Linked DNA regions of Homo sapiens: all the other regions are linked to region 3. The links are chromatin loops, found by intact Hi-C in ENCODE. Cell type or tissue: heart left ventricle. All regions are shown on one strand.

Region 1 (8,000 bases), 350 kb after region 3:
CCAGCTTCTTAAGACTCCAGGTGTTCCTGGTTTGTGGCAGTACCACTCCATTCTCTGCCTACCTCTGTCTTCACATGGCCTTCTTCTCTTTCTCTGTGTCTCAAATATCCCCTGTTTGTCTTTTAAGGACACCTGTCGTTGGATTTAGGGCCCACCCTAAATCCAGGATAATCTCTTCTCAAGATTCTTAATTAAATTACATTTGCAAAAGCTCTTTTTCCAAATAAGGTCACATTCATAAATTCCAGGGATTAGGACATGGATGTATGTTTGGAGGGCCACTATTCAACCTGCTACACTTGTCCTAATTAGCAGTGAGGTTCCCTAAAAACTGGCCTATCCTGGCTTGTTTTATTTGCAAGGTGCCTGGGCGTGGGGGCTGGGGCAGAGGGGTGACCTTCAAAGACAGATGAGACCCAGAGTGCCCCACAGGCTGGAAGTGAGGGGTGAGAGGGAGACGCTGTCCCTGCATGGGATCCTCTGACTCGTGCCTGTTCGTGAATTGTGCAAGCAGAGGGCCATTGCCTTGTTGATCTCCACGTCCTTCACAGTGCCTAGCACAGGTGGCAGCTGGTAAACGCAGAAGGAAGAGCGGAATCAGTCTTGAGGCAAAGCAGTGACTCAAGTGGATTAGCAAGATGCTCAGACCCTGGAGGAGCAGAAATGGCTCATTCAGTCACTCACTTAGCACTTGGTGTGTGTTAGGGGCCCTGTTCCGTCCTGAGGACCCTTAGAGGACAAGACCCCAGCATCACCCTCTTGCAGGGCGCTCTGGCTTGAAGGCACGCTGGCCAATTTCCGCGGCCTCCGCAGTGCCACCCCTCCCTCCCTGTGGGATTGCGGGAGGGTGCTGGCTCTTAATCCATTCTACTGGGGCCAGTTAGGATCTGGGCCCTAGGAGGGTGGGGCTGGGGGAAGGGGATTAACCAAAAAGATTAAGTTCCTGGCTGAGTGCTCCAGGGGTCCTTGACTGGGTGGGAGTTTTAACCTGATGTTTTTAAGGCTCCTCCCAACCCAGGATTCCTGAGACATACCCCAGTAGGGTGAGCTGAATGCCCTCAGGAAACTGAAAGTGCTTAAAGGAGCGCTTGAGGAACAAATACCCCAAAGCCCAAAGAGAAGTGGCTTGGGGAAGTGTCGGTGTGGCTCTTCTCCAGCTCTGCAATGATCAGTGGGACCAAGGGCCAAGGAGAAGGAGATGCCCAAAGAGAGGGAATAGGATAGCGTTCCCAGCAGCTTTCTCTCAAAGGACCTGGTTTAGGGGGTAGGGGGTATAAACCTGGTGAAAGGTTTTTTTGTTGGACAGCATTTCAAACCACGTATCCTGTCGGATGTCTGCTTCAGGCCTCTGAGGTAACTGAGAACCTAGCTTTTACTGGGTGACACTGGGAGAAACTCGGCATCTTTGAGCCCCTCCAGCAGACACTCATGTCCACTTTATGGTACATCTGATGCTGCCTTATGTATCTACAACAGGCTGGACTGTGTATGCTGGGAGCACTGGCCCAGTATTTGGCGGGTGGTGGTAGCAAATGACATGATAAAGATCACGATTGCTGTGTTTCGTGGTCCTAGCCCTCTGTTTTACTGGAAATGGTTTGAGAGCAGATAGTAGCCTTTTTTATTCTCATACCGAAGAATCTGCTAGTCCCTGCAGGAGCTATGCTAAAGGAGCTCCACATATCAGCTCCCTGTTTCCTGGTGTTCCTTGGAAGATGGTGATGTTAGAGTTGGATGCATGAGAGTCAGAAGGGACCTGAGAAATTCCCTCTCCGTCTTGTGTTGCAGGGACCCAAAATAGACACAGAGTTTGAAAAGGAAGCATCTGTATTTTGCTCATTGACTGGAAACACAATTATCATAATATAATTGTGATAGAACAGCCATTCAGTTTTTGTCTTCCTGCTTGGTGTGTCTGGCCATTCAGTTTTTGTCTTCCTGCTTGGTGTGTCTGGCTTAGTGTTCAGCCAGGTTCATACCTTTGGGGAGAAGAGTGTCTTAGCTGGGGCGGCTATAATGAAGTACCATGGTCTAAGAAAAACGGTTTATTTCTCACAGTTCTGGAAGCTGGCAGTTAAGAGCAGGGTGCCAGCATGGTCATTTCTGGGAGGGCCCCCCTTCCTGTGTACAGACAGCTGCCTTCCTGTTGCATCCTCGCATGGTAGAGAGAAAAAACAAGCTTTCTAATGTCTTTCTGTAAGGGCACTAATTCCATTTATGAGGGCCCCATCCTCACGAACTCATCACCTCCCAGAGGCCTGAACTCTTAATACCATCACATTGGGAGTTTGGATTTCAACATGAATCTGGGTGGGGGGTCGGGGGGCAGCAAGGGGCAGCCACAAACATTCAGATGGCAGCAGACAGCCTTGTGAATCCTGATTTGGGCTGTGACAGGAGGTGTGAAACCCAGGGTCCAGTTCTACCACCTTCATTTGCAGATGCAAAAGTTGAGGCTCAGAGAGGGCAAGGGGCTCCCCCAGATTAAACATAAAGTAGATGCACAGTGAGAAGTGGAAGCCAGGTCTCAGTCTCCCCATCAGTGTGTCTGCCCCCATGGCCTGTGCTCCCTCGCCATGTTAACGCTACCATGTGGCAGCTGCATCCCATCCAAGGAGGGTGCAACCCTGCATGGGGCCATGTGGTAAAGCAGCACTTACTGAGTGGGGTCACAGATGGGGCCACATGCTGGAAACGCTGTCGGAGGCGGGAGGAGAAGAAAGAAAGGGGCAGGAGGGTAGGAGAGGAACTGAGGATACTGAGCAGCAGTCGCCTGCCAAAATTCTTCAGTGCAGCTTGTCTAGCAAAGCCGGTCTCCAGCAGAGTACATACAGTGGATAGCTGACGGGCTGACAGCAGGCATCAAACAGTCTTAAACTGCCCCAAATCCAGAGCGCTTTTGAAGCAGCAGTATAAAAAGGATGCCTGCGCGGAACAGAGGCCTGAAACTTTTAATAGTTTCTTCCAGGCCTCAGGATGTCCTGATGAGGTATTAGAGGAAGTAATTCAGGAAGAAAAGGACAAATAACCACCTCCGTCTGGAGGCCGACCCGAGGGCTGGCCAGGGCTGCTCGCGGAAAGGGCAAGCGTGGCCCCGCAGTGATCCACGAGGCTCTGGTTAGCCCACCCGCCTGCTGCCGTGCACAGAGCCGCGGGGCTCTGACCCTTGTAAATAACAGACAAGTAAATTTCTTGTTTGCTTCGGGGCAAATGTAAACCACACAGTGCCCGCTGCATGTGGGTGAAATCATTAACTTTTCCTCGCTGTCGGAAGGGTGCTCAGTACAAATTAGAAATCATTGCCTCCAACCTCAAGGTCCTCCCAAGGATCCGCCTACCTACCCCCAGACCAGGAGGCTGTCAAGACCTCAGGACGTCAGAGAAAAACCTGGGCCTGCCAGAACTGAACTCACCCCGCCTCTCTTTGTTTTTTCTTCTCTCTCTTTTCCTTTAGGGTTTGGCTTTGTCACTTTTGAGAATGAAGATGTTGTGGAGAAAGTCTGTGAGATTCATTTCCATGAAATCAATAATAAAATGGTAAGTGTGTAGGGGTTGCGCTGAAATGGAATGCCCCCTTTCTCTACGTACACACCCAGTCTTGCAGACTGGTCCAGCCCATCATCAGGCTGGAGTGGGCAGGGGTGGGGAGGGGGCTAGATGCTCGGGGTCCAGGCCTGTGAACAGTAGCAGTTGTTTCATACTGAGGTGGACAAACTCTGTAAAGGGCCAAGTCGTGAATATTTTCATCTTTGCAGGCCATAAAGCTGACTGCAGCTACCCAGTTCTGCTGGGTAGCGTCCATAGGCAATGCATACATAAAGCAGTGGGGCTGTGTTTCAATAAAGCTTTGTTTATGGACACCAAAATTTGAACCTTATGTAATTTTCACAGATCACAAAATATTAATTTTTTAACCACTTAAAATGTAAAAACCAGGCCAAGCATGATGGCTCACGCCTATAACCTCTGCACTTTAGAAGGCCAAGGCAGGAAAATCACTTGAGGCCAGGAGTTCGAGACGAGCCTGGGAAACATAGCCAGACCTCATCTCTTAAAAAAAAAAAAAAAAAAAAAAAATTAGCTGGGTGCAGTGCACCTGTACCCCACCTACTCGAGGTGAGAGGATCACCTGACCCCAGGAGGTTGAGGCTGCAGTGAGCCATGATCACACCACTGTACTCCAGCCTGGGCAACAAAGTGAAACCCTGTCTCAAAAAAAATAAAAATAAAATAAAATGTAAAAGCCGTTCTCAATTCTTGGACTTTACATAAACAGGCAGAAGGGCGGGATTTGACCTATGAGTCGTAACTTGCTGGCACCTGGCTTAGGATATTCTTTTGCTGTGCAGCTTTTGAGAGGTATATCCTAGATAGGAAGTTTACTGCACCAAACTATTTTTCTCTTTGGGTCCTGCTGGAAAATTAACATTCCCTCCCTTGCCATCAATTAATTTCTGCCCTCTTGATCAGCTGCTTCCTTCCCTCTCTTTGGCTCTTTAAAGTTCCTTTTTCTGCCACAGCAGCCTCAAGAGGAAGGGAGGTTGGATTACTGGAAGTTTGGGAAGTCGTGTAGGCCTCCCAGATCAGTGGCCACCAGAGGGTGCCATATCATGCATAGCATTTGCACACTCACAAACTCCTTTCTTCGGATTGAGTAGGAGGGTGAGAATTCCCTTCTTTGTTGGTTCCAGAAAAATAGAAGCTCAGCAGGTGTTTCTGGAACCAGTCCTTTGGAGCAAAAACATTTTGGTTGGCCACGAGAGCCTCCAGCCTCAAGAGAAGAGGGAGGGCAAATCTGTGTTTCAATTGCAGCTGTAACTTTAATATTTTCTTCCTTTTGTCAAAACATTTCTTGCTTCTAAAACATGCGTTCAGACATGCATTGTATATTGGTCTGATATGTGTTCACCAACTTTAAATTCAATAATAGAGCTTTTAGTGTGGATAAGATCAAAGCAATCTGCTTAGCATGTGGCGCTACAGGCCTGATTCAATATTTGACTTGCTAATTTTTTCCCAGGGCACTAAAATAATATTGTTCGTATTGTTCCTTGCCATCATATGCATCTGAAATGAAAATACTCTTTTTTTGCGTACTGTATGTTGGAGGCATCAACTCAGACATTAAAATGGTAGGAGGGAGATAAGTGTGACAGAATAACACAGGTCCCCTCATAGGCTTTCTCAGCTCCCCAGATGTCCGTGCAAGTTTACAGTTGGTACTTTTCTCTTGGTAGGTTACTACTTGCTATTTTTTTTTTTTAATTGAGACAGAGTCTTGCTTTGTTGCCCTGGCTGGAATGCAGTGGCACGATCTCGGCTCACTGCAACCTCCGCCTCCCGGGCTCAAGCAATTCTCCTGCCTCAGCCTCCCAAGTAGCTGGGACTACAGGCATGTGCCAGCACACCCAGCTAATTTTTGTATTTTTAGTAGAGACGGGGTTTCACCATGTTGGCCAGGCTGATCTCAAACTCCTGACGTCAAGTGATCCACCTGCCTCGGCCTCCCAAAGTGCTGGGATTACAGGCATGAGCCACTGTGCCCGACCAGTACTAGCTATTTTTAAAAAGAGAGAGAGAGGACTTAAATGAAACTTGCATCCACTGCCCAGATGCCTTGTTTATCCTAGCCAGAGCACGCCATTGACAGGCTCCACTAAGGCTGCTGGGCAGTGGGGAATAGAAGAGAGTACTGGCAGATGCCATTCCTGTCTTGCCAAGCCTTAAGGGTTCATCAGGAAAGGCCAGATGTAGACCGGAAGGACATTGCTCCATTTGTCACCTTGAATGCATATGTGTAGCCCTTCCCTGTTGACAGGCTTTGAAACAAACCCGAGACACAGATGGGGAAAGGCTTTATCCTGGGAAACTGAGGCTCAGGGGATAGGTCCCAGGCTATCCAGAGAGCGAAGGAGCATAGGTCTTGAGCTTACTGGTGCCAAAGGAACTATATAGACAGTTGTTGGAGCTTGGGGGTGGGAGGGTGAATCCCCAGATAACCCGGGCAGCAATCAGGAAGTAGAGCTTCTGCCCCAGAAGAAGAACCCATGGGGCTGGCTTGAAGCCAGAGAGATTTGCAGCCATTTTCCTGTTTCATATTTATCGCCTTCTCTCCCACCCAGGTGGAGGGTGACTATGTCAGGTGCACGTAACCGGGTTTTTAGTGTAAGGGTTTGTGTTTGCCTTTGAATCTGGGGCTAGTACTTGTTCTTCAAGAGAATGAGCAAAGATGGAAGTAGACAAGAGGAAGAAGTGGGGGCAGATTGATTCGGATGACAGGCTTTGGAGGTGTTGGTCCACGTTCCCAGCACAGCCCAACAGTTATGAGCTCCAAGGTGGGGAGTTTAGAGGCCCTGGGAGAGGACTTTGGAGAAGAACACTGGGCCTTGCTGAGCTCCAGTAAGACAGGGCTGGTAATGATACTGCCTCATTGGGTTGTTAGAGACTGGGTGACATACCAGGAGCAAAGGGCTTACTTAGCACAGTGTCTGCACAGGGTGCAAGCTTGATCTGTGTTATCTCTTGCCATTATCCTTGCCATCATCCACGAGTTGTCATTGAGAGAGATTTCTCCAGCCAATTCCCCTCCTCTGAAGAAGGGTGGAATTTAAAGGGTGTTGGTAGAGAAGCCTGCATCCTGAATTGTTTTGGTTTTTGTGATACTGGTTTCTACTTCTGAGGCCCAAAGAAAAGGAAATGAGTTTAAACTGGGCTATGGACAGAATTCAAATGAGATATCTGGAAAAACTGAAAACTCAGAGACTGCCAAACAAGAACATGGATGATTGTTAGAATGTGCATAGGAGTGTTTCATAAACAGGACTGTGCTGTGAAACCACAGACCCATCTCCTCAAACCCTCGCAATCTTTCTGGGTATTTGGCAGGAAGTGGCAGATAGCTGCACCCCCTGGTACATACTGGAGCCATGATTTTTTTATATTCACAGATGGGAAAGGTCTTACTGCAGATTAGTCACAGACATAGTACTTGAATCTAGGTCTTCTGGTTCAATCTCATGTGCCTGGCACTTAGGAGACCCTGTATAAATAATTGTGGACTAAATAAAGGATTCACTGAAGGACCACATGTCTGTGAGGCACATTATAATTCCTAAAGCCATTGCCCATCTAATTGGGTCGGGGAGTCTCTTCCTGGGCATTTTTTAAAATGGAGTTCCTTCTCTACCATGCAGAAGGGCCAGGAGAAGGCGTGAGTCATTCTACTCACAGGGGACCAGGATAGCTGTCTTTGGGAAGTGGGGATCACAGGAATCCTTCCTTCATTCTCCATGTAGGCCCTGCCTTAAGGAGGTTATCTCCAGGCAGGAGGATGCCCAGAAAGACCCCACATGACACCCTTTCACACATAAAGATCCCACTAATAGCTGACATTGGGTGGTACAAACTACATACTCTACTAAACACTTTATGCATCATGCATCTTATTTCATTTGATTTTCACTTACTCTTTAATCATTATCCCCACTTACAGATTGGCAAGGCAAGGCAGAGAGAGGTTAAGCAGTTTGCCCAAGGTCACATGGTCAGCAAATGGCAGCCCCAGAATTCGAGCCCAGAAAGCTATACTCCAGAGCTCACATCTGTACCCATCAGACTGTGTGTCCCCTTCAGGCCAAAAGGGGCTTTCAGGGTTATGTAGCTGGGCTGCAGGCCCTCCATCACTGACCACCCTTTCCCAGTCAGCTATGTCGTGGCCCATGTGGTTCCATGTTCTCCTAGGAGAAGAGCAGAGGAGACAGGCCAGATTCCCAGCTAGGGAGAAGGACCACGCTTGGGTTTAACAGGTCCCAGATCTCCATGCCTCTTCCTCCACTGCCACAGACACAGATAAGTGACGAGCATGGGTCAGGAGCTGACTGCCACCCAAGCTCAGGGCCAAACCCACAAGCTCTCCAAGCCAGAGCAAAATGCAAATGTGGCTCTTTATCAATAAACACACACAAATGCATGCACAGAGCTGCCTCGTGACCCACCAGAGA
Region 2 (8,000 bases), 200 kb after region 3:
GTGCCACAGGTGCTGTGAAAAGAAAGCACAGTGTGTCCTACAAGAGAGAAGGGGACCTTATTTGGATTGGGTGGTTATGGAGGGCCCCTTCTGAACATGTTTGGCCTTCTTTGCAGCAGCCTCCACCTCCCAGCGCCTGGGAGACAGTGCACCAGTAGAGGTGGGGTGGGGCAGGTGGTTTAGCCCGAGCTGGGGTGCCTGGCTGGGGACGTGCCCAGAGGAGTAGGGTGTGCGGAAGGCAGGATGGGGTCCCCACAGCAAGCTTTCCTCTCCCTGACTGGGCCACCTGTTGCAAACAGTCAGGCCCCGAGGAATAGCCTCCCCCCAGGGGGAGTTCAGTAACGGGTACCATTTCTCAGAAGGGGCTGGCCGCAGAGATAAGACCACAGTGCCAAGGGGGCCATAAATTGTTACCTGTGCCCTTCAGTTACCCCTTCTTCCTCCATCCCCTCCTTCCTGAGCCAGTGGGGTTAGATTTAGCAGCAGGGCTTCTGTTCATGAGATGGAGCAGAAAGCAGACTTTCTGGAGGCTGGGCATGATCACTGAGATGCAGAGCACTGATAGGGAAAATCAATTTAATTTCTGTGGCTCCGTGACAAGGAGGGGTGGCAAGCAGGAAGGTCAGGCCTGTTTTGAAAGCCACAGTTCAGTTAAGAAAATAAAACACTCCCTCTAAGGAATTTTTAAAAATACAGTATTTTAGGAGGGGGAAAATGGAAGTGGGTCAAGATGAGGGATTTAGTCGGAGGAGCAGAGCAGACCCATGGCAATCCCAGTCTGACCGGAGCCTAGGGCCTGAGGGTTGCAGGTCTCCCATAGGAATTTTTTTTTTTTTTGAGACTGCGTTTGTTTCATTCTTGTTGCCCAGGCTGGAGTGCAATGGCGCAGGTTGCTCACTGCAACCCCCGCCTCCTGGATTCAAGCAATTGTCCTGCCTCAGCCTCCCAAGTAGCTAGGATTACAGGCACCTGCCACCACGCCCGGCTATTTGTTTTGCATTTTTAGTAGAAATGGAGTTTCACCATGTTGGCCAGGCTGGTCTCAAACTCCTGACCTCAGGTGATCCGCAGAGGCATAAGCCACCATGCCCGGCCTAGGAATTTTGTTGTATGTCTGTTGAGTTGAGTTGCTCAGGACTTGTTGCAGTAGGGGACACTTTCATTAGGTTTCTGTTTCCCGAGGCATGATTTAAGGCACATTTCTCCGTCCCTCTGGTTGATGCTGGGGAAGGCTTGGCTTCTGGCAGTTTTTGATTGCTCAGATCAAGCCTATGTGATTCATGGGATTTTACAGGTTGGAGGCTGAGAGGTATTTGTAGGTCTGGATGAGGATTTGCACTCAACCTGGTTGTGGCATGTCGTAGTCAAACTATGGCCTCACCTGATTTAGAGGACGAGGAGGACTCTGCAGAAAGCACTTCCTTGGCTGTTGGTAGAGATTAGATATTTGCGGGCAGAGAGTTGGGTCAACCCAAGCCTTCATCAACATCCCACAGGGACCTCCCTTGAGGTGACTTTCATTCATTAGATGGAGGATGGCATTGCAGGTCCTGTGCCAGGCACTGGGGAGATAGGCTTTGTCTTTTTTTTTTTTTTTTTGGTGGCATCTCTCGCTCTGTCGCTCAGGCTGGAGTGCAGTGGCACGATCTTGGCTCACTGCAACCTCTGCCTCCCGGGTTCAAGTGATTCTCCTGCCTCAGCCTCCTGAGTAGCTGGGATTACAGGCGTGCGCCACCTTGCCCAACTAATTTTTTGTATTTTTAGTAGAGAAGGAGCTCACAGCATAGTAGAAGGCTCAGACTTTGGACTATTTCCTAAGAATCTGATAAGTGAATACATTTCCAGGATTCTTAGCGGATGGCCCGAAGTCTTGGGATAGTGTGTGAGGGCCAGAGGGGAAAATTGAAACAATGAAGAGAATTGAGAAATTCCTCATTGGAAACTTCTGTCTGTGATGCTTGGGGTGGGATAAGAGGGGGGGTCTGTTCTAGCTAAGATTCAATACCAATGGTTATCTCTTTGATTATAGCTTAGGGTGAGGCTGAGTGATCTATCTCCACTGTTTGGTCTCCCCAGAGTTAGCTGTTTATTTCAAACCACCAGTCACTTGTGGTGTTTTGACCTAGAAGCCATGCAAGGCAGTTTGAACTGTGCTTGAAAGGGTGGGGAGGCAGGGCTTGTTCTGAACTGTGAGCTGAGGAGGCAGCGATGGGTGCCCTGTGCTCTAATAGAGGTCTGAGAAGTGAACTGGGTGGCCAGCTGGGTCTGCCTGCTGAGAGCTTGCTGGGGCACAGGAAGCCGTGCCCCTCATTCCCTTTGAAATAGCTTTGTGTTTGTCATTCTTGTGACTTGGATACCCTTTTGGACCCCGTATCTGTGGGCTTAGCATCAGTCAGATGCTGTTTATCAGACAGTCTTACCTGGGGTTTGTTATCCGTGTGTGTGTGTGTGTGTGTGTGTGTGTGTGTGTGTGTGTGTGTGTGTGTGTGTAGCGTGGCTGGGTCAGACTGGATTCCTTGTTGAGCATCTAGCTAAAAGAGGTTAAGAGGAGGCTCATATACTGCTGAAGGCCAGAGGGCTTTGCTGAACGCTGGTCATCTTAAAAACGAGCTGGGCTATTTATAATTTGGCAGGCTGCCATGGGACTTGAATGAATGGCAGTCTGTGCAGGCTCACATACTCTGTGTACTGAGTCTGAGCGTGGGTTTGTTCATTTATGTGCCCCTGTGCATGGGTGTGGATGTGATTTCCTGGCGTGCAGGGTAAGGACTGAGGAGGTGGGGAAGCAGGTTTTGCCCTGGTCCTCTGGTCCGCCAAGAGGCCACAGGTACCCTTATTTATGCCTGGGATGTTGGTGTTTCTGGTATTTTAAGCCACAGAAACGTTTGAGGGAGTAGACCTGGACTATCTCTTTTTACTCCTGAGGAAACTAGGCCAGAGGGGTTCCCTTGGGCTCAGAGGAGGCCTCGGGTCAGGGGCCATCCCGGGTGGGAGCTGTAGCTCTGGCCAGCTTGCTCCTGTCAACACTGCCCCCTGCCGCTCTCCCAGGGCTGCAGGGACCTGGTCGTGCTGGAGACGGATGTTTTCAGGCAGCGCTTTGTAGGAGGCAGTGACGCTGGTAACCCACTAATGTGAGGATGAAGTCTTTGTATTCTGTTTCCATTGACGGGGACGGGTTTGCAGAACCACCCACACCCTTGCCTGGGCCTGGTGACTCATGAGGACAAGATGGCTGACCAAGGAGAGGGAGAGGTTCCACTCCCTCCAAGGCCCAGGGCTGACTCTTTTTCATGCATTTGGTGCTAAATTGCTGCCCTGAGGCTCTTGAATAGCTTGTATGAACTCTGGTCCACCCCTCTTGCCTCTCCTAAATCCCTTGGGAGGTGTCCCCATGCCCTACACACTGCCTGCTCTGTCACCTCACCACCCTGCAACCAGCTGGGCTGGCTGGTTTTCACTGCTGGGAGGTAGATTTTTTTTCAAGAAGTATGAAAGTATCATTGGCATATAGACAGACCTCTGCACTCAGCTGGAACTGGGTTTTGAATCGCAGCTTCAGGACTCAATAATGTTGTAAATCTCTGAACTTCTTGGAGACTTTGTTTTAGGAAGACAGGACCCTATAAGACAAAGTCCCTCTGTGAGGTCCAGCACAGAAGGCATCTCTCACCAGGGTCCCTTTCTTTTCCCTTTTCTCTCAGCCTGATTCTGTGCTTTCTTTCTTCCTTTTCGTTGTTATTTAAACTTATGCATGTAATTTCAGCCTCATAAGGGACATTATGTAGATTAATTGCCATATGGGAAGTACTTAAAGCATGTTGCCTGGCACACAGTAGGTGTGTAGCAATAGTAGTCATTGTTTTAGGCAAAGATGATGCCTGCAGGGGTTTCTTTCATTATTATTTCACTATTTATTTCATAATTGTAGCTTCATGGGGAGGACAGAAGGGTGAAGGGATCTCAGGGAGGCATTCTTCCCTTCACCCTGGAGACCTCCCTTGCTTGGCTGTACATTTAAACTGGCCTCCGCGTGGGTTCATGGTCCTGTACATCAACACAGCTGATTTTTTTTTTTTTTGAGACAGAGTCTTGCTCTGTCTCCAGGCTGGAGTGCAGTGGTGCGATCTCGGCTCACTGGGTCCTCCACCTCCCGGGTTCAAGCGATTCTCCTGCCTCAGCCTCCCAAGTAGCTGGGACTACAGGCGCGTGCCACCACGCCCGGCTAATTTTTGTATTTTTAGTTGAGACGGGGTTTCACCGTGTTGGCCAGGATGGTCTCTATCTCTTGACCTTGTGATCTGCCCGCCTCAGCCTCCCAAAGTGCTGGGATTACAGGCGTGAGCCACTGCGCCTGGCCAACACAGCTGATTTTTATAAACCTTCTAGAGACATTTGCCTTCTTGGTTTTTAAGCATAAACAACCTCACTTTTGTAAAGGGGAGTTGCTGTAAGATTCAGAACTTGGAGAGGTTTTTGTGTGGGCGTTTATTTTTCTTAAACAGCACGAGGTTTGTGGGATTCTATAGGGTTTTGTACAGCCTGACCAGCAGTTAGCCATCTCCCCTCCCCTTCTCCCGGAAGAAATGGGTGTTTTGTTCTCCACTGGCCTCTCCTCGTGTGTTTCTTCTTCTGGGAAAAAACCCACAACCCCAGGTTCTGTTGCCCAAGATGAGACTGGATGAAAATCAAGAGGGGTTGCTGACGAGACCCTGGAATGCCCAGAGAACAGAGGGGTGGGAGCGAGGGAGGCGGTGCTGGCCTGGGGCCATCTTACTCTTCCTTTCTTCCTGACAGGTGTGTAGAATGGCATCTCCTGCCGGCACGCTGGGGGCCTGGGATACCTCTGGCAGACAGTGCTGGAAATTTAATGCTCCTTGAAACAGGAGAGCCTGAGAATGCTTACAAAAATCATCCTTATTAAAGTTTGAAGGGATGAAGAAAAGCGCTAATGGGAGAGACCCTATACTTACAAACCCACCTTGAAGGGGTTAGGGGTTACTTCCCACCTGCCAGCACCTTCCCTGCTCTGAGGAAACAGGAAACCTGATGGCTGGGGGCTTCAGGGCTCTGGGGACAGCTACCGTTTGCGGCCTGTCTGCCTGGCTGATGTCTGTGCCTGTCTGCAGCTGAAGGCCCACTTAGGACAACAAAATCCAGCCAAGCCGGCTGGCTGGGGCTGAGTGGGGCCTTTTGGCTTCAGGTGACTTTGTGGCTTCGGCCTTGGGTAAAGGGAGTGGGGGGCCATGTGTGGAGCCCTCTGGAAGGTCTGGACTCCTGCTTTTCCTTGGCTCTTCTCGTTCTCCAACCACCCCCAAGGTTCAGCAGAGTCTTGGGCGCGTCTCCTCCGTTTGTGCCGCGTGTTTGTGGCAGCAGCTGTTGGTGCTGACTAATAGGACTTCCTGGCAGCTGTGCCGGGCACACGTGGCACCGGCAGGAACTGCCTCTCCTCGGCTGCCCAATCTGTACCCCAACCACCAAAGAAAGGCCTGGAAAAGGGGCTGAGAGAGGCTGCTTGAGTGGGAAAGCCCTAGAACTTGGTGACTCACAGATCCATAGAACACGGTTGGAAGAACCAACTCCCATCTGCAGAGGGGAGCACTGGGTGCCTAGGAGGGGTCTCTCAGGTCGAAGAGCAAGTTAGGGGCTGAGCTGACACGTAAAACCCCATCTCCTCCCTGCCCCCTGAATGTGTTTGCTCTGCCCGTGTGAGACAGGCTTGTCAGGGGGTCAGCCTGAACCGTGTCACTCACTAGCTGTGTCCTTGGGCAAAGCTTTTCACCTCTCTGTACCTCAGTTCCTCCAGAGACAAAAGGGGATCATCATTGTCCCTACCTTAGGGGCTTTTGAGGACAGGGTGAGCACCCAGGGCAACGTGCCTGGGACAGTAAACCTCAGCAGATGCCACTTTGCTTTCTTCCTTACCAAAAACTGGGCAGATGCCTCTCTCCTCCTGAGTCCAGTGGTGTCTGTGTCAGATGCCCTAACGGATTCTCAGGAATTGCAGCTGACATCCGGTCATCATCTTTGGTTTGGGGTGGATGGGGGCAGAGCCAGGGAAGAAGACAAGAAACGGGAGAACCTAAGTGCTTGCTGACTTCTGCCCCATTCCCCTCACCCCAAACCCTTTTTTAGAAAGGACTCGAGAGGCCTTTTAGGGTCAAGATTACCAAGGCCTGAGTGACCCTGCAGAATTCCTGCACATGGCTAGGCATCCTTTGTCTGATAATGACAGCCACTGCTCACACAGCGTCTACAGTGCACCGTCAGCAGCCTTAGGAGGCAGATTCTATTATCTGCTCTAGTTTACAGGCAAGAACACAGCACGGGCCAGGCACAGTAGCTCACGCCTATAATCCCAGCACTTTGGGAGGCCGAGGCAGGTGGATCATGAGGTCAGGAGTTCGAGAGCAGCCTGACCAACATGGTGAAACCCCCGTCTGTACTAAAAATACAAAAATTAGTCGGGCGTGGCGGCGGGCACCTGTAATCCCAGCAACTCGGGAGGCTGAGGCAGAATTGCTTGAACCCGGGAGACAGATGTTGCAGTGAGCTGAGATCGTGCCACTGCACTCCAGACTGGGTGACAGAGCAAGACTCCGTCTCAAAAGAAAAAAAAAAAAGAACACAGCACGGAGAAGATGCCCAGAGCCCTTCACTGTGGGCCCATGAGATGACACAGATCTTTCCACTAGGCCATCCTGTTTTGTTGCTGGAGAACTTTGTCCCTGGAAGGGCAGAAATGATTATTCTGGTTGCCCAAGGCCTGGTGGCCCAGGTAGGAGAAGGAACCTTCCAAGGCACATCCAGAGGAAAGCCCGGGGTTGGCGGGGGGTGGGGAGGTGTCCGCTCTGTGGCTATAATTAAGCCTCTCTGCCTGCTCTTCCTTTTCAACCACCAGCTTTTCAGGGGTTTAGATAACATGGCTTTGTGCTGATGGCCCTTTCAGCACTCAAACAGGAGGACCCATCTCAGCTCCTGGCATTCACGGGGCATAGTTCCCCTTTTCTCCTCACAATGCTGAATTTTTAAAAAGTGGAGTGTTAGCATAGGAAGAGTAGCTGATATCTGGGCGTTTTTCATAGAAATTCCATGATGGATGTTTTCCCCAGGATGCACTGCCAGTGTCCCAAAGAGAGACTTATCAGTTAAACCTGCCTGGCTCCAGAGGAGTCGCCGCAGACTTCCTGGTAAATACCCCCGAGCCAGGAATGCGTTTGTGAAATTTTTAGGAGATGATCCCAGAAAAGCTTCCTTCGGTCACCAAGCCGCGTGTTTGTGTCTGGAGATGAAGTGTGTGAAGGAAGATGTTTGCTCCTGAAATGAGACATTTTGTACATACAAGCCTTTTATGTGACATTGAAGTCAGATGCTGAGCTGTCCGATGCTGGGGTTTGAAGGTGAAAGTTGACTTTACCTCCTGTAGTGACAAAGTTCTGTGTCAGCCTGAATTTCAATTTCCTGGGACTTTTGTCTGTCTACAGCTCAACATGGTATCCTCAGCACCTTTGGGGTCTTTTGTTGTGTTGTTTGTTTTTTTGGTGGTTAGGGGAGGGATGGGTTAGTGACAGGGCGGTGGGGGGGGGTGCATTTAATCATTTATTCTTTTTAGTAGGTTTAATTGTATAAAGATTATAATGCATACAAACGTCTGTAATTAGGGGAGTTGGTTCTATTAGACAATGTTTTAGTGAGGAAAATTACAGTGTTTATAAGCCGTTTAAGGAGGGGGCAGCATATATTAACATGCAACTAGTTTTTGTGAATTCATACCGAGTACTTACCAGTGTTCCCCGGAGGTGTCTCCCCGAATTCCAAAGTGTGCCCCGTTCTATGTGCTTCCTGGGCTTCCTTCAGCAGAACCAGGCCATTTTTCAGAATATGGAACGCTATTCTAGGGGCTTAGGAGAGCAAACCTTGTTCTGTGACGGAATGAGTTTCGTTGATTCACGAGACAAATGTTTAGGAATGCCCTGTCTCTGCCAGGCACTGTTCCGGGTATT
Region 3 (8,000 bases):
TTAATTAATTAAAAAAAATGAAAGAGATGATAGAAGATGGTGGTGTAATGTGAGGTTGGAAAAGCAGACCTAGAACATACCACGGAAGGTCTTTTAGGTGACAGCAAGGGGGTTCGATGCAGTGGGAAACCGCTGGAGGGATCCGACCTGCATCCCATAAAGACCTCTTTGGCTACTGTGAGGGAAACAGACATTTTGGGAAGGTTCCAGAAGTCAAGGTAGAGGAAGACTAGTCTATAAAGCGGACCGCCTTTGTGAAAAATCAACCTATGAAAGAAGCCAACATACAAAAGATACACTGGAAGTGATCAAAGACTTCCAAGAGCAGCCGGGAGGTGGAATCTCAAGTCCAGATGTTGAATGAGTTGGGTGATTGTATGGGACAGAACCAGAAGCTGATGAGGGGCCCAGGATGCAGATCAAAGAGATGGGATGAGCAGGCAAATGCCATTTCTTTTCATTCCGCCTATTTTGCTTGAGTCACCAGTTTGGTAAGGGGAGAGTTTCAACCATCTGCAAGTAATCCAAATGCTTTTACTAACCTGCCTACCCATCCACACCCCCACCAAAAAAAAAAAAAAAGAAAGAAAGAAAGAAAAATAAGAAGCCAACCCCAGAGCTTGTACGCCTGCATTCTCCACAATCATTTCTCTGTGTTACAGCTCTTGTCATCTTACATTATACATGAATAACTAATCAACCAAACACAAACCCACTGATGAAAAAAAACGCATGTTGGATCTAGAATGTGAGCAGGGTAAAGAGTAATATTAATTTCACTGGCAAATAACAAAATGGGAGCAAACATGAGGGATGTTAAGACAAGACTTGTGTTTTTGAATGCTTCTGGGAATGGAAACTCTCCAAGAATCAAGGGAAAGGGGAAGAAGGTTGGACATATTTGGAGTGCACTAATACCAATTCTTTTTTCTTCTGGTATGCATATGTGACTATATGCAACATCATCCTGGGTCAGGCCAACTGGTCATTTAAACCACCATGCTGTCTGCCTCACCTAGTCGAACAGTTCATATAATGATCTTCCACTATTCCTTAATGGACATACAGGTGTTAGTCTTAATGCACCAACCAATATTGCGATAGGCTGGAACAAAACCTTTTGCTCTTTGAATGTCCACAGTGAGTAACACTATGCTAGGTATGTAGTAGGTGCTCAATAAATGTATCTTTCACACACTTCCTAAATGAAGTCTATTTCTTCCTTCATCGTTTTCCTGAAAGATCTTTCTTGACCACTAAGGATGAACTCCTCATCTCCATGTCCAGTGAGTGGTTTAGAAATGTTTTAGTCTTCCTCCTCCTTGACTTCATAATGGCATCTGACACTGCTGTGACACTTCAGTTGTCTTCTGTGACTCTGAACTTTTCTGGTTCTAATCTTTTCTCCCTGATGGCCTCTCTACCCTGACCTCCAATGATTTCTTTTCCTGTTTCTGCACTCGAAAGTCCATATTCCACAAGGACTCTGCTTTTCTGTCTTGTCACTCTTTATGAGAAATTAATTGTATCTCATTTCAAATCAATGCATGTATCTATCATCCTCTGTCACATTACATGCAAAGTATCTGCTTATGGATCTGTCTGTCCAACTAGACCTCAAGCTCCTCAAAAACAGATCCCTCACTGTGTTCGTCTCTGTGCCTCCAGTACCTGGCACAGAGCTGGACACTCAGTGAATGCTCCATACACACGGGCCCAACTGATCCATTCTCAAATTATGCTCGGAGTTGGTAGATTGGGCAGAAATTATTACCCCCATTATATAGAGAGGGGACCCCAAAGCTCAAGGAGGTAAAGCAAACATTAGAAACATGATTCCTGTGACTGGCTGTGGAGACTCCGTGTAATAATCATTCTGGTATTGCCAATTGCAAAAGGACTGTAAAACTAATAGAGATGCTGTCTAAATACCGACATCCAATCCTTTCATGCTCTTCTGAGCAGGCTTGAATTTTCCAGTGCCTCTCTTAAAATACAGCCCGCAGGACTGAGCATAAAACTGCATGTGGCCTGACCTGCCAGCACGCGCTGGGAGTATTGCTTCCCTCCTTCCACACTCTGCTGTGCTATTAATAGAGCCTCAGATTGCACTAGGGTTCTCAACAGCCTCCTCGCGCTGTAGGTTCACATCAAGCTGGTGATCAGCTAACCCCCCGGGTCTTTCTCATGCAATGCCTTCTGTCAGGCCAGGCCTCCCCAGCAGCCACTTGGGCAATGAATGTTTTTGAATGCTCATGATTATTTGTGACTTAGACTAGAAGGTACAACACCAGATCATGCCCTTCTTTCTCATGTGGCATTTTGCTGAGTGGGTGATGGGGTCTTAGGGGTCCTGTTCAGGACCCAGAGCTGTGGCCAGCCACTGGGGGCCACCAGCATCATCGGCCCCACAAAAGTAAGAGGATGATGGCGAAATTAATTTTCTGGCTCACTTCAAATTATTCTTATGTTCATCCCTACTCCTCTTGGATTAGGTCCTTTCTTGGTCTTGTTCTAATGCTGGGTGTTTGTATGCACAGCCTCTTTTCCCTCCCACCCATGGACACAGCCACATTTTGATTTCTCATGCCCTTTCCAAATAGTAGTAGTATTTTTAGCATGAATATCTTGCTCAGAAATTGGCTGTACAGTCTATCCCCTATTGTCTTCACATCTAATACTTTTCTTTTTTCCCTCTGCCTCTCCTATGCATCAATACCACGTTTGGCTAAAGAGATTTGATTTTGACCTATTTGAATTCTCCCTTCACAGATGACAGCCCTTTCTCCCTCTCCTTCCTTCCCTTCAATTAGTTTTTTCAGCCACTTGGAATTAGCTGATGGGTGATTGTAGAAATTGCAACGTGGGCTACTGTGGTGGGTCTCAATGTCAACTCCAGGAAACCTCTGAATCTGGGGGGCTCTGGTTTCAGAATCTGATAGCCAGGCCCTGAACTCTGGAATGTGGGGCTGTGACATGAGATACAGCTTCTCTTTGCTCGGCCACTAGAGGGAACTGAAATGTGGGGCGCAAGAAGGCGTTTCCTCTGTTCGCCAGACGAGGGCGCTCATACCCATGGTCCTCCAAAGTTGGAATTTCTCGCCCCAAAACAGATATTGTCGGGTTGGCCTCCTTGTAACCCAAACATACGATGGGATGACATTACAGCTGTGCTACTGATTGCTGCTTTGACCGCCTCCTATGCTGTGTAAATGGCCAAAAGCAAAGAATTATTAAAAAGCAGGCCCAATGTTGTCCAAGCTCACGTGTGGTTTGTGGGTCTATGTGTTTGCTGCTGGCAAATTTGCAAGCAGATGGGACTCCAAGGCAAGGCGTGGAAGTGATGATGGGAACGTTGGAAGTTCACAGACATAACTTGTAGAGTGTGTGAGGCCGGGTGCGCGGACCCTGTGTATCTGCAGCTGCGATACTTAGATTTCAGTTTGGCAAGGCAGGTCACGGTGGAGATGGGGCAAGCTGCAAGGGTGGTGGAGAGGAGGAAGGGAAGGTGACAGTGGCCCTCTGTCAACTGTTTCCAGGTGGAGTTGAAAGGTGTAATCATTTTCTTCTGGGGGCCTTGGCACCTTTCATCAAGACGAAGTTGGTGACTGGTTTAAAAAGATTTAAAAAATTAAGCTCGAGAGGCCAAAGGAGAAAATGGTTTCCAGGTGGAAAGGGCTTGACAGAATGGTGCTCTTGTGCCGTGACTCCGAACTCCGTGGAGCATTCCAGTGGCCCACTGTACTCCCACCCCTCCAGGCAGCACTGGGAGGCAGCCAAGTCTAGGAGGCAAAGGGCTCCCTAACTGCCAAGCAGTGAAGATGTTGAATAAAATATTTACTTACACGTTTAAGAATAATGATGACAGCATGACAAACAGTGGTGAAACAGCTTTAGGGGACATGGAAGGGCAGCCCTGGGATATTTTTAATGAGAACAGTGACTTCCTGTTTAATTCCCGAGGCTTGTCTCTTTTGCCTACCATACCCACACTGGTATCACAAGATACCGCCCATGATTGGGGAGGGGGTTCACCAGACTGGCCTAGGGAGTCCCCTGCAGGAAGCTGCCACATGGAGAGGCTACAGCCAGCCTCACTCCCAACCCTAAGCTATTGCCCACCTTTTGCAACTCCTGAAGATTACAGCTTTCTGATCCCTTCCCCCCCCCTACACCAGAAGGGTCCTCTGTTGTGGTCATTCAATAAATGATATTTCTTAATTAGGAATCTAGCTCTTTCTTATTCAGCTGGACTAATAAGCACCCTATGCCCTGCTTGGGTGTGATAATTTTGAGTTGGAGACAAGGAAAAAGGAGTGAATGAAAGGGAGTAAAAGTCTTCACCCACAGCACTAGATTTCAGCTATGCCCAACGTGAAAATGGAAAGGGAAAATGGAAAAAAAAAAAATTGGCCAAACACGCTTTAGGTTTGTTTTTCCCTCCTTTTGGGAGCTTTTTGCATTTTCCTCCCCAATTTGGAAAAAAAATGAAAGAAAACAAATTTCTCTATCATTTAAATAAAACAGACCTTTATGTCTCTAAATATAATACATCAAACAATGTTAGGAGTAACTAAATTATACATAAAGATACTTGTTTGTTAGATTGTTAAAGGCTGTTTGAAAAATAGAATTTCGCTGGTGAGGTGCCTCACACCTGTAACTCCAGCACTTTGGGAGGCTGAGGCAGGTGGGTCACCTGAGGTCAGGAGTTTGAGACCAGCCTGACCAATATGGTGAAACCCCATCTTTACTAAAAATACAAACATTAGGTGGGCTGTGATGGCACATGCCTATAATCTCAGCTACTCAGGAGGCTGAGACAGGAGAATTGCTTGAACCGGGGATGTGGAGGTTGCAGTGAGCTGAGATTGAGCCACTGCACTGCAGCCTGGGCGACAGAGGGAGACCCTGTCTCAAAAACAACAACAAAAAATAAGAATATAATTTCACTTTTTGTCAGCCTCACATCCTCCATGGTTTTGTGTGTTTATTTTTCCAGATATTTTATACCTCCAGTTATGACTCTGTAGAAAGATACCATCTGGGGGCCAGGCATGATGGCTCACCCCTGTAGTCTCAGCACTTTGGGAGGCTGAGGCAGGTGGATTGCCTGAGGTCAGCAGTTCAAAACCAGCCTGGCCAACATGGCGAAACCCTGTGTCTACTAAAAATACAAAAATTAACTGGGCATGGTGGCAGGCGCCTGTAATCTCAGTCACTCGAGAGGCTGAGGCAGGAAAATTGCTTGAACCCAGGAGGCAGAGGTTACAGTGAGCCGAGATCGCGCCATTGCACTCCAGCTGGGAGACAGAGTGAGACTCTGTCTCAAAAAAATAAATAAAGATACCATCTTGGCTTTCCCATATTATACAGATCCAGAAGAAAGACCAACTTAGGATCTCTATGCACATGATTATTTCATATTTTTTGGAAGAAAATAAACTAGTGTTGAATTTAAGAACATGCTCAGAAGTCATGATTTTTGAGGAAGGAGGCTATTTATTTAAATCGATATAAAGGACCATTAGTTTTAGACCTGTAATTTATACTTGGTGAAATTTTCATGGAAAAAAAACAACAACAAAAAAACTCATTTCCCTAAATATTTTCTAGTAAAAACATGGCTTGCTTTTTTGGTGCAAAGTCTGCCACGCTGTTTTTAAAAGCGAGGCTTACGAGACCGTGGGAGAGAGATAAGTGAACAGCCTCTTTAATAAGAGAGGCGTCCAGCGTGGCGGCGGAATGCAATACCAAAAAGTAAACAAAGAGCATCGTGTGAAAAAGAGCAAGTTGAAATGAATCTTGCTTTTCCTATTTGAAAAACACGCTCATGGTTGTTAGCAACTGAGTCAAGACATTTAAATCATATATATACTTTTAGATCTTGACAGTGACCTTTTATAAGTGTACAGTGGGGATAAGAAGATGAGCAAAGCCTTGCTGCAGAAAAAGCATTTCAGTTAATTGAACATGAAATGTGTTACCATCTGATAACATTAATAATATGTGATCGCTACTTTGTATCTAATATGCAGTTCATTTGGTTGGAATCTAAAGCATTCTATAAATGTTAGAGTATGAATCCTGTTGCAAACCTATAAACTAAGCAGCTCTATTTTGGTGCATTTTGAAGTATCTCTGTGTTAGTTATCTATGCTGTGTAACAAATTATCCCAAAACTTAGCAGCTTCGAACAACAAATATTTATTATCTCAGCATCAATCAGGAATGGCTAAGCTGGGAGGTTCTAGTTCAAAGGCTCTCATTAAGTTGTAGTCAAGGCATTGGCCAGATTAACAATCATTTGAAGACCTGATGAGGGCCGGCAGATCCACTCATAAGGTGTCTAACTCACAATCCCAGCAAGTTAGTTTGAGATGTTGACAGTAAACCTCAATTCTTTTCTACACTGGTCTCTCCGTAGGGCATGGAGAGATGCCTGAGCATCCTCATGACATGGCAGCTGGCTTCCCCCAGAGCCAATGATCCATGAGACAAAGCAAAACGGAAGCTACAATATCTTTGGATGATCTAGCCTTAGAATTCACCCATCATCACTTCCTTCAGGTCCTGCTCCTTAGAAGCCGGTTACTAAGCACAGTCCACACTCGAGGAGAGGGCAATTCGACTCCATCTTTTGAAGGAGTCTTAAAGAATTTGTGAGCATATTTTAAAGGCACCGCAATCCCCTATTTACATAAGGACAGTTGAAAATGATGGTGGCTTACCTGCTCAAGGTCAACGAACTACTGGTAAGACCCCACCTGGAAGGCGGCAGGCTTTTTTATTTATTGTAAAGCAAAACAGAAAACCCACATTCTTGAAATAACTGCACATGAATCCCAAATCTGTCTCTTTCAAATGTCCAAGACCTTCTAAAAGTGGCAGGATGCTTTCTGTTTAGAAATGGATGAGATGGACACTAGACTGGAAGGGTCAGCCTTTGATTAAGAGTCAGCTTTCCTCTTAATCAGCTCTGGGACCATGAGAACAAAAACACTTTTCTAAGGGATGTTTTCCTCCTTTGCAAAATATGATGGGCTAGCCGAATGGTTTCCAAAGTTGGTGGCCTTTAAGTCCTCTGGGGACTTAAAAACTCACTGATCTTGTGTTAAATCCACAATGTCCAGGAATCTGTACCACTTAAAAGCACTTGGGGACTCTGGCGGCCTGTTTTGCAGACAGTAGGAACTGCTCGGCTACATGATTTCTCACTCTTCCACTTTTAACATTATTTTATTTATTTTTGAGACAGAGTCTCTCTTTGTCACCCAGGCTGGAGTGCAGTGGCATGATTTTGGCAACCTCCGCCTCCTGAGTTCAAGCGATTCTCCTGCCTCAGCCTCCAAAGTAGCTGGGATTACAGGCTCCCGCCACCATGACTGGCTTTTTTTTTTGTATTTTAGTGGAGATGGGGGTTTTACCATGTTGGCCAGGTTGGTCTGGAACTCCTGACCTCATGTGATCTGCTCACCTCTGCCTCCCAAAGTGCTGGGATTACAGGCGTGAACCACCATGCCTGGCCAACATTATTTTAACTCTCCCCATCAGACTGGGTATGCCCATGTAAATTGTTGGTTCTCCATCTTCACTACAATCATGAGCAGAATTTTTAAAAAATATGATACCTAGGGCCCTCCCTAGGCAAAATATAAGTCATTCTGGGGTGGAACTCTGGTACCATCACGGGTTGTTGGCTTGTTTTCATCAGTACATTTAAAACTAATCATGTTTAGCCTTGTTGGCACATTAGAATCACTTGGGGAGCTTTAAAAAAGCCCACTGCCCAGCCTGTCCCCCAGGCCAATTAAATCACAATCTCGTGGGAAAACCAAGAATCAGCATTTTTTAAAGTTCCCCAAGTGATTACAACATACAGCCAAACTGACCTATGTTTGCCACATTTGAGATAATTCTAATGCTAATTCACCTATAAGGGATTATTCAGAAAAAAATCCCAACATTTAGATGCCACAGTACTCTAAGAAAAAAAATGC

The links. A loop is a pair of places that touch in the nucleus more often than their neighbours do. Peaks named below come from ENCODE experiments on the same cell type or tissue, not always from the same donor. Only the 100,000 strongest peaks of a DNase experiment are listed, where the experiment ranks them.
Region 1: it touches region 3 in a loop (2.7-fold over the local background); 28 of 110 quality-filtered maps call a loop at or near these places.
Region 2: a loop joins it to region 3, with 3 times the contacts of the local background. A loop is called at or near these places in 45 of 110 quality-filtered maps.

What each region holds. Positions count from the first base shown.
Region 1 is chr17:57,593,414-57,601,413 of GRCh38, forward strand. MSI2 (musashi RNA binding protein 2) reads left to right here. Exons shown (of 14, transcript NM_138962.4): 8 at 3,455-3,537. It overlaps MSI2-AS1 (MSI2 antisense RNA 1), which reads right to left. Exons shown (of 3, transcript NR_110807.1): 3 at 7,451-8,000. Among named protein-coding and RNA genes, the nearest start is that of MSI2-AS1, 11 kb to the right of the region's middle. In heart left ventricle, a CTCF peak has its summit at 4,591 (motif pointing right); a DNase peak (open chromatin) is centred at 4,597; H3K27ac peaks cover 2,348 bases.
Region 2 is chr17:57,437,978-57,445,977 of GRCh38, forward strand. The region is part of intron 6 of MSI2 (musashi RNA binding protein 2); the gene reads left to right. Among named protein-coding and RNA genes, the nearest start is that of MSI2-AS1, 170 kb to the right of the region's middle. RefSeq lists silencers at 2,752-2,811, 6,274-6,343 and an enhancer at 3,222-3,281. In heart left ventricle, a CTCF peak has its summit at 3,042 (motif pointing left); DNase peaks (open chromatin) are centred at 3,074 and 5,384; H3K27ac peaks cover 1,609 bases.
Region 3 is chr17:57,240,266-57,248,265 of GRCh38, forward strand. No RefSeq gene overlaps it. Among named protein-coding and RNA genes, the nearest start is that of MSI2, 12 kb to the right of the region's middle. In heart left ventricle, a CTCF peak has its summit at 3,038 (motif pointing right); DNase peaks (open chromatin) are centred at 2,059 and 3,046; H3K27ac peaks cover 1,048 bases.